Linked DNA regions of Homo sapiens: region 2 is linked to region 1. The links are chromatin contacts, found by Hi-C or POLR2A ChIA-PET in ENCODE. All regions are on one chromosome and are shown on one strand. Each heading gives the region's core, a stretch centred on a gene start or an enhancer-like site at or near the end of the contact. The rest is flanking DNA. Distances are from core to core; before and after follow the strand shown. Region 1 holds the start of TEFM (transcription elongation factor, mitochondrial). Region 2 overlaps ADAP2 (ArfGAP with dual PH domains 2).

Evidence for each region. Hi-C counts contacts between places; a loop is a spot of excess contacts on that map. ChIA-PET counts read pairs that join two places held with the same protein, here RNA polymerase II (POLR2A). Pooled maps may share reads with other maps.
Region 2: a loop to region 1 is called in a map with no recorded cell type, with 6 times the contacts of the local background. The contact joins the enhancer-like site here to the promoter of TEFM in region 1. A Hi-C loop is called at or near these places in 3 of 37 single-sample maps with no recorded cell type and 3 of 50 pooled maps. POLR2A ChIA-PET finds 5 or more read pairs at or near these places in 11 of 52 experiments (A673, Caco-2, HEK293T and 6 more).

What each region holds. Positions count from the first base shown.
Region 1 is chr17:30,904,555-30,908,660 of GRCh38, forward strand. It overlaps TEFM (transcription elongation factor, mitochondrial), which reads right to left and starts at 1,684. Exons shown (of 4, transcript NM_024683.4): 1 at 1,614-1,684. The coding sequence starts at 1,644. RefSeq lists enhancers at 2,174-2,443, 2,422-3,222.
Region 2 is chr17:30,937,195-30,941,362 of GRCh38, forward strand. All of the region lies in intron 5 of ADAP2 (ArfGAP with dual PH domains 2), which reads left to right. Among named protein-coding and RNA genes, the nearest start is that of ADAP2, 17 kb to the left of the region's middle. RefSeq lists a silencer at 1,088-1,288. Within about 2 kb of position 2,202, at least 3 of the 41 ENCODE cell types and tissues checked have a DNase peak (open chromatin) inside an H3K27ac peak, as active enhancers do.

The sequences.
Region 1 (4,106 bases), core at 434-2,933:
AAGTTGGATGTCCTACTTCCTTTGGGGTTAGTTGCAAGCTTGACTAGATCCTTTGCAAAGTCACAAATACTTTCCTGGAATTTAAGAACTAATAGAGGACAATATTAAATTGTCTTGGAGAATCATCTTTTTTTTTTTTTTTTGAGACGGAGTCTTGCTCTGTTGCCCAGGCTGGAGTGCAGTGGCCGATCTCGGCTCACTGCAAGCTCCGCCTCCCAGGTTCACGCCATTCTCCTGCCTCAGCCTCCCAGGTGGCTGGGACTACAGGCGCCTGCCACCACGCCCGGCTAATTTTTTGTATATTTAGTAGAGACGGGGTTTCACAGTGTTAGCCAGGATGGTCTCCATCTCCTGACCTCGTGATCCGCCCACCTCAGCCTCCCAAAGTGCTGGGATTACAGGCGTGAGCCACTGTGCCCGGCCCGAGAATCATCTTTAAAAGAGGATTAGTTTTTAAACTATATTATATAGAGTTTTAAATAGAGCTTTTGTTGTTTTCAAGTCACGAGAGATGTCTCCCGATATTTATGGATCAGTCCGAAGTTTTACTACCTAGAAAATTGTATTTTATACCCATCAGGAAGCAAGTAGTTGAAATAATTATTCCAACTGCTTAAAGTTTCTGATATTTTTAATTTAGAGGAATCTTTTTGTAACTAATATTTCCTGTTAAGGTTTGTCTTAGGCCGGGCGCGGTGACTCACGCTTATAATCCCAGCACTTTGGGAGGCCGAGGTGGGCGGATCACCTGAGGTCGGGAGTTCGAGACCAGCCTGACCAACATGGAGAAACCCTGTCTCTACTAATAATACAAAATTAGCCGGGCGTGGTGGCACATGCCTGTAATCCCAGCTACTCGGGAGGCTGAGGCAGGAGAATCGCTTGAGCCCGGAAGGCGGAGGTTGCGGTGAGCCGAGATCGCACCATTGCACTCCAGTCTCGGCAACAAGAGCGAAACTCCGTCTCAAAAAAAAAAAAAAAAGGGTTTTGTCTTCACTTCCATTTTCACATTTTAGTATCTCATCTGGTGGAACTAAATAAAATTAAATTTTGTACGTTTATAAGAAATGTTTCAGCTAAGTGATAGATTTAAGGGCAGTTTTACTTTCTTCCGTACACTTTTCAAGACTTCTACATGACGTTTTTGCAAGTATGAGAAACACCATACAATGCATAACTTTGTAAAACCAGTGGGAAGTCACTCTAACATCGCAGCCACAGGAAAGTAATGTGGCCAGAGGTAAGCAAGCGGCTGTGAGAATGTGAACCATCCGCCCACTCTGAGGAGCCACCCGTGGACCCTGAGGCCGGGGAAGCACAAATGTTCCGAAAACTGCCCCGTCAGCTAGGCTGGGGCCCCAAGAGAGGGGCCTGAACAAGGGACATGAGGAAGGAAACACTCTAGGACATGAGGGACATGAGGAAGGAAACACTCCAGGTTCCTCCAGAATACCTCCAGCCGTATTCCATTAGCCTCTAGGGTCAGAGGCTAATGACAGACGGGAAATCACCCCAGTGTTCCAAGCACCCTACCTCCCGCCGTATTCCATTAGCCTCTAGGGTCAGAGGCTAATGACAGACGGGAAATCACCCCAGTGTTCCAAGCACCCTACCTCCCGCCGTGAAGAGGACAGACCCGCTCATCTCCAAGTTGAATCAGTAGGTCCAGTCTTCCTCCATTGACTTCCGGTTCCTGCGTGCTGCGCCCAAAAGCGCTCGGCCTGCACTCGGCGGAAAGGTTGTTGTCCAAGCGGCGTTCCGGGGCAAGGCCCGAGGTGTGTCCCGCTGAGCAGTGGGTCGTCCGCGTCTGGGCTGCGGGCTTCCAGGCGGGCGCCTGCCGAGGCCCTGTCCCCGGATCCCGAGTCCCTGGCTGGCCCGCAGTCTTCTTCCACTGCACCGGGGAAACGTTCTTGCCCCTACCGACTCCTGAGAGCCGCTGGGCCGAATCTCCAGGAAGGCGATTCCGAGGCCAGTTTTAGTCTGTAGTGGGTAAAGTGCCTCCTTCGTGGAGACTCCCTGGGTTTCTCCTAGACACTTAGATTGAGGAGCTCCTGTTGGGGCCCAGCCTGTGGCGCCGGGAGCGGGATCAGGTAGGGGCAGCGTAGACAAGGTCCTCAAATAACCTTTTCACCAGGTAGACTGGAATAACGGGGAGAGATGCGAAGTGTTTGAGGAGCTCAGCGGGGAAACAGGGCAGGCAAGGGATTAGGTAAAGGCGAGGGAGGAGGAGATTGCGTTGGCGCTGGAGCGGTATTCCTCTTAGAAGGGATAAAGGGAGATGAATGTAGCGCCGAATTTAGTTGGTCCTTGAATAATGGGTGGAGCAGTTGAATACTCCACCAGATAGGAAGCCTGAAGTCCCCGAGGTTTATGATTTGCAGTCAGACTGGAGAGTGTTCCTAGAAAATTGGCCATATACTGTATAGCGAATGTGAGGCTGGATTGCAGGTGAAGAGCCTGGGAGCAATGAGAAGTCGCGAAGAGAGTGTATCTTCCCAGGTGAGAGGCAAGCGTAAGGAATTTTTTTTTTAACAGTCTTGCTCTGTCGCCCAGGTTGGAGTGCAGTGGTGCGATCTGGACTCACTGCAAACTCCGCCTCCCGATTTCAAGTGATTCTCGTGCCTCAGCCTCCCGAGTAGCTGAGATTACAGGCGAGCGCCACTACGCCCGGCTAATTTTTGTATTTTTAGTAGAGACAGGTGTCACCATGTTGGCCAGGCTGGTCTCGAACTCCTGACCTCAGGTGATCCGCCCGACTCGGCCTCCCAAAGTGCTGGGATTACAGGCGTGGGCCACTGCGCCTGGCCAACCGTAAGGAATTGAACCTAGGAGATGTAAGGAGAGTGGAAAGAAAAGAATTATTTCTGGAAGATGGGGAGCCAGTTTTGTGAAAAACGGGGAATTCAGGAGGGAGGGAAAGGTGATGAGTTTGCGTTTTTATGAGGCAGCAATGGGTTGATTGTTTGTGTCTGGAAGGCAGTGGGGATGTAGGGGAATCATAAGTATTAATAAAATGTGCTGGTCGGGAGCAGTGGCTCCCAAAGTGTAATTCCAGCACTTTGGGAGGCCGAGACGGGCGGATCGCTTGAGCTCTTGAGTTCCAGACCACCCTGGGCAACATGGCGAAACCCCGTCTCTACGAAAAAATTAGCCGGGTGTGGTGGAGCACGCCTGTTATCCCAGCTACTCAGGAGGCTGAGGTGGGAGAATCACCTGAGCCCGGGAGGTAGAGGTTGCAGTGAGTGGAGATCGTGTCACCACACTCCAGCGTGGGGGACAGAGCCAGACCTTGTCTCAAAAAAAGAAAAAAAATTGCTCATAGGAAGTCTAGAAACCTTGGCAGTTTCTGGGGAACTTAGGAATCTAACAAGAAATAACATCAACTTTTTTCTGCAAAATCCTCCAAATCAGGAGGAAATAATTTCCTCAACTGTAGGGCTTATTCAGTTTACTGAGATGTTATGATTGAATTGCATCCCTCAAAACAGATTTGTTGAAGTCCTAACCCCCAGTACCTTATTATTTCCAAATAAGGTCATTGTAGATGTAACTAATTAAAATGAGGACAGGAAGGCCGGCACGGTGGCTCACGCCTGTAATCCCAGCGCTTTGGGAGGCCGAGGAGGGGGGATTACGAGGTCAGGAGATCGAGACCATCCTGGATAACACGGTGAAACCCCGTCTCTACTAAAAAATACAAAAAATTAGCCGGGCGTGGTGGCGGGCGCCTGTAGTCCCAGCTACTCAGGAGGCTGAGGTAGGAGAATGGCGTGAACCCGGGAGGCAGAGCTTGCAGCGAGCTGAGATGGCACCACTGCACTCCAGCCTGGGCGACAGAGCGAGACTCTGTCTCAAAAAAATAAGTAAATAAATAAAATAAAATGAGGACACGCTGGACTGGGGCAGGGACTAATCCAACATGGCTGCTGTTCTTATGAGAAGATGACTCTGTGAATGCCATGTGAAGATGGAAGCGGAGATTGGAATGATGCTTTCTACAAACCCAGAAAGGCCAAGGGTTGCCAATAGTCACTAGAAACTAGGAGAGAGGCATGGGCCAGAGTCCCCTTAGAGCCCTTTGAAGGAACAAGCCCGGATAACACCTT
Region 2 (4,168 bases), core at 952-3,451, 33 kb after region 1:
ATTACAGGCGTGAGCCACCGCGCCCGGCCTATTTATTTATTTTTTGAGATGGGATTTCACTCTATTGCTCAGGTTGAAGTGCAATGGTGTGATCTCGGCTCACTGCAACCTCCACCTCCCGGGTTCAAGTGATTCCCCTGCCTCAGCCTCCCCAGTAGCTGGGACTACAGGCGTGCACCACCACACCCGGCTAATTTTTGTATTTTTAGTAGAGACAGGGTTTCACCATGTTGACCAGGCTGATTTAGAACTCCTAACCTCATGTGATCTGCCCACCTCAGCCTCCCAAAATGCTGGGATTATAGGCATGAGCCACTGCGCCCAGCCTGACTTAAGCTTTTAAAAAGCAGCACGCTGGCTGCTGCTAGGGTGAGTAGGGAGGAAGGAGGCCAGAGCAGAGGCAGAGAAATTAGTCAGGAAGCTGTTGCAATAACCCAAGTGAAGAAGAATGGTGGATCCGACCAGGATGGTTAGAAGTGGTCAGATTCTGGATATATTTTGGAAGTAGAGGCAATAGAATTTATTGAAGGATTGGATGTGGGGTGTGAGAGTAAGAGGAATCAAGGATGATTCCCAGATTTTTGCTCTATAAAACTACAAGAATAGATTTGCTATTTACTAAGGTGGCAAAGACTTAGACCCCTAAGGGGATGCTCAAAAGTCCTTTTTATTTTGAGATGCCTATGAGTCATCCAGTAGAGACATGGGGAAAGAAGTTGGATGTATGTTTCCTGAATTCTAAACCCAAGTGGCAGAAGTTGGATGTCTGATTTGGAGGCTTGGAGAGAGTTTGGAACTGGAGTCGTCAGCATGTAGACTGGTTTAGTAATGGGACTGGCTAGGATCACCTAAGCAGGAAAAAGGTGTTCAAGGACTGAGTATTTTGGTTATGTGTTGCTGAGTAACAAACCATCCTAAAACTTAATGGCTTAAAATATCAATTTACTATTTCTCACAATCCTATGGGTCAGGAATTTGAGGAGGCCTCGGCTGTTCTGGTGTACTCCATGTGGCATCAGCTGGGCTACTCTGCTGCCCTTAGCTGGCCAGAGACCCAAAGAAGCTTTCACTCATGTCTGGTGCCTTGGTGTACTCTATATGGGGGCTCTGTCTTTCTCATTCAGGAGTCTAGCTTAAGCTTTCTTGTGGCTTGGCTGCTGACTTCCCTAAACAAAAGCAAATGCTACCAGACCTCTGGAAGGCTAACCAGGAGCTGCATTCTGTTGGTCAAAGCAAGTCATGCAACAAGCCCTGATTCAAGGGGAGGGGAAATAGATTCAACCTCTTCATGGATAGAGGGTCACGTATACACTGGGAGGGAAAGACTGGGTGAGCGCCATCTTTGGAGACCATCTACCCCATTGAGCCCTGGGGCATTCCAGTATTTAAAGGACAGAAAGATAAGAAGTTTTCAGCAAAGAGAATGTGAAATTGTGGCCAACAAAGTAAGAGAAGGATAAGCTCTGAGCACTTTAGCCTTCACCTTACTCTATTTCCTATATGTAGAATTATTATATATTCCCCCTGTTGCTTTTCTAGGCAGACCAGAGCAATGCTAAAAGGTCTGTCTATGGGGAGGAGAAGGGAGGATGAAGAGAAGTGGGTTAAAGGGTACAAACATTGTAAGATGCAAGGAATAAATTCAATATTTGATACCAGAGTGGGGTAACTATGCTTAACAAAAATACTCTGGTGACCAACACCCTAAATATCCTGGCTTGATCACTACACATTATATACATGTAGCGAAATTTCACATGTACCCCATAAATTTGTATAAATAATAATATAAAAGGTCTGTCCAATGTGGCCACAGTCTGGGACCAAGTAAAAAGTGTTAAGGGATGAAGAATCTTTACCCTCCAAGTTAGAGGAAGAATTTTTTCCCAGTCTTCAATGTAAAGCACTGAAAAATGTGGCTTTTTCAACATTTTTGCTGAAATGGTACAAAAGGCCGGAAGAGAAAGCGCTACTGCAGTTAGGAAAGGTCACCAAACCCCAGCAGCTGCTGCGAGTTGGTCTCTCGGACAGGGCCTCATCATTGGTTGAAAAAAGTTGATCTGTTTTTCAGTCCTACGCCAGTTCAGTCTAGAATAGTCCAAAAATAGAATGGGCTCCCTATGTTCTTTTTTATTTATTTCCCAAAGTGGATATTTTAAAATCATAAAGGTAACTAATTTTTAGGTAAAACTTTTGGGTAATACAAAAAAGGAAATGAAGTATAAAGAAAGTGAAACTGAAAAAAAAAAAAAAAAGCCCCAAGCTCTATACAAAGCACTTCAAAAAGTTCTTGGAGGCCAGGCTCGGAGGCTCACACCTGAAATCCCAGCACTTTGGGAGGCCGAGGCAGGCAGATCACGAGGTCAGGAGATTGAGACCATCTTGGCTAACACGGTGAAATCCCGTCTCTACTAAAAATACAAAAACTTAGCTGGGCGTGGTGGCAGGCGCCTGTAGTCGCAGATACTCAGGAGGCTGAGGCAGGAGAATGGCCCGAACCTGGGAGGCGGAGCTTGCAGTGAGCCGAGATGGCGCCACTGCACTCCAGCCTGGGCGAAAGAGCAAAATTCCATTTCCAAAAAAAAAAAAAAAAAAGGTATTGGACAAATGAGATTAAAATTAAAGATATAAACTTTATTTCTCAACATAAGCTCCATCAAGGTCAAGACACTTTTATAAGTGATGACACCAGCCATTTAGTCCATCCCCTAGCAATTGAGGGTCCTGGGAATTTAACCATGCCAATGCAGTCTTTTTTACATTTTGTTTTTTTATGCTGTTTTCTGAGACAGGGTCTTGCTCTTTCACCAAGGCTGGAGTACAGTGGTGCAATTCTAGCTCACTGCAGCCACAACCTCCCAGGCTCAAGCGCTCCTTCCACCTCAGCCTCCCGAGTAGCTGAGACTTCAGGCACACACCACCATGCCTGGCTAATTTTTGTATTTTTTGGCAACGACAGGATTTCATCATGTTGCCCAGGTTGGTCTTGAACTCCTGAACTCAACCGATCTACCAGCCTCAGTCTCCCAAAGTGCTAGGATAACAGACATAAGTCACCACGCCTGGCCTTTTTTTTTACACTATTAACTGAAGAAAGATGGGTACCCTTTACAGATTTTTTTTTTTTCGAGATGGAGTCTCGCTTCATCGCCCAGGCTGGAGTACAGTGGCACGATCTCGGCTCACTGCAACCTTCGCCTCCCAGGTTCAAGTGATTGTCCTGCCTCAGCCTCCCCAGGAGCTGGGATTACAGGCGTTGGCCACCATGCTGGGCTAATTTTTGTATTTTTAGTAGAGACGGGGTTTCACCATGTTGGCCAGGCTGGTCTCGAACTCCTGACCTCAAGTGATTCGCCCGCCTTGGTCTCTGAAAGTGCTGGGATTACAGGCGTGAGCCACCATGCCCGGCCTCCTTTACAGATTTTTTAAGATTAGAAAACAAAAAGAAGTTAGAAGGAGCCGAATTTGGACTGTAAGATGATGCATAATCACTTCCCATTGAAACTCTCACAAAATTGCCCTTGTTTGATGAGAGAAATGTAGTTGAAGCATTGTCCTGGGGGAGAAGGACTCTCTGGTGAAGTTTTCTCAGATGTTTTTCTGCTGAAGCTTTGGCTAACTTTCTCAAAACACTCTCATAATGAGCAGATGTTATTGTTCTTTGGCCCTCTAGAAAGTCAACAAGCAAAATACCTTGAGCATCTCCCAGAAAACTTTACCATGGCCTTTGTTCTTGACTGGTCTGCTTTTGCTATGACAGGACCACTTCAACCTCTCGGTAGCCATTGCTTTGATTATGCTTTGTCTTCAGGATCATACTGGTAAAGCCATGTTTCATCTCCTGTTACAGTTCTTCAAAGAACTGCCTCAGGATCTTGATCTCACTTGTTTAAAATTTCCATTGAAAGCTCTGCTCTTGTCTGCAACTGATCTGGGTGCAATGGCATTGGTACCCATTGAGTGGAAAGTTTGCCCAGCTTTAATTTTTCAGTCAGATTTGTGTGAGCTGCACCAATTGAGGTATCTGTGGTGTTAGCTATTGTTTGTGCTGTTAATTATTGCTTCTCTTCAATTAGGGCATGAACAAGATGATTTTTTTCATTGTAAATTGATGTAGATGGTCTGCTGCTGCAGGCGCCATCTTCAACATCATCTTGTCCCTCCTTAA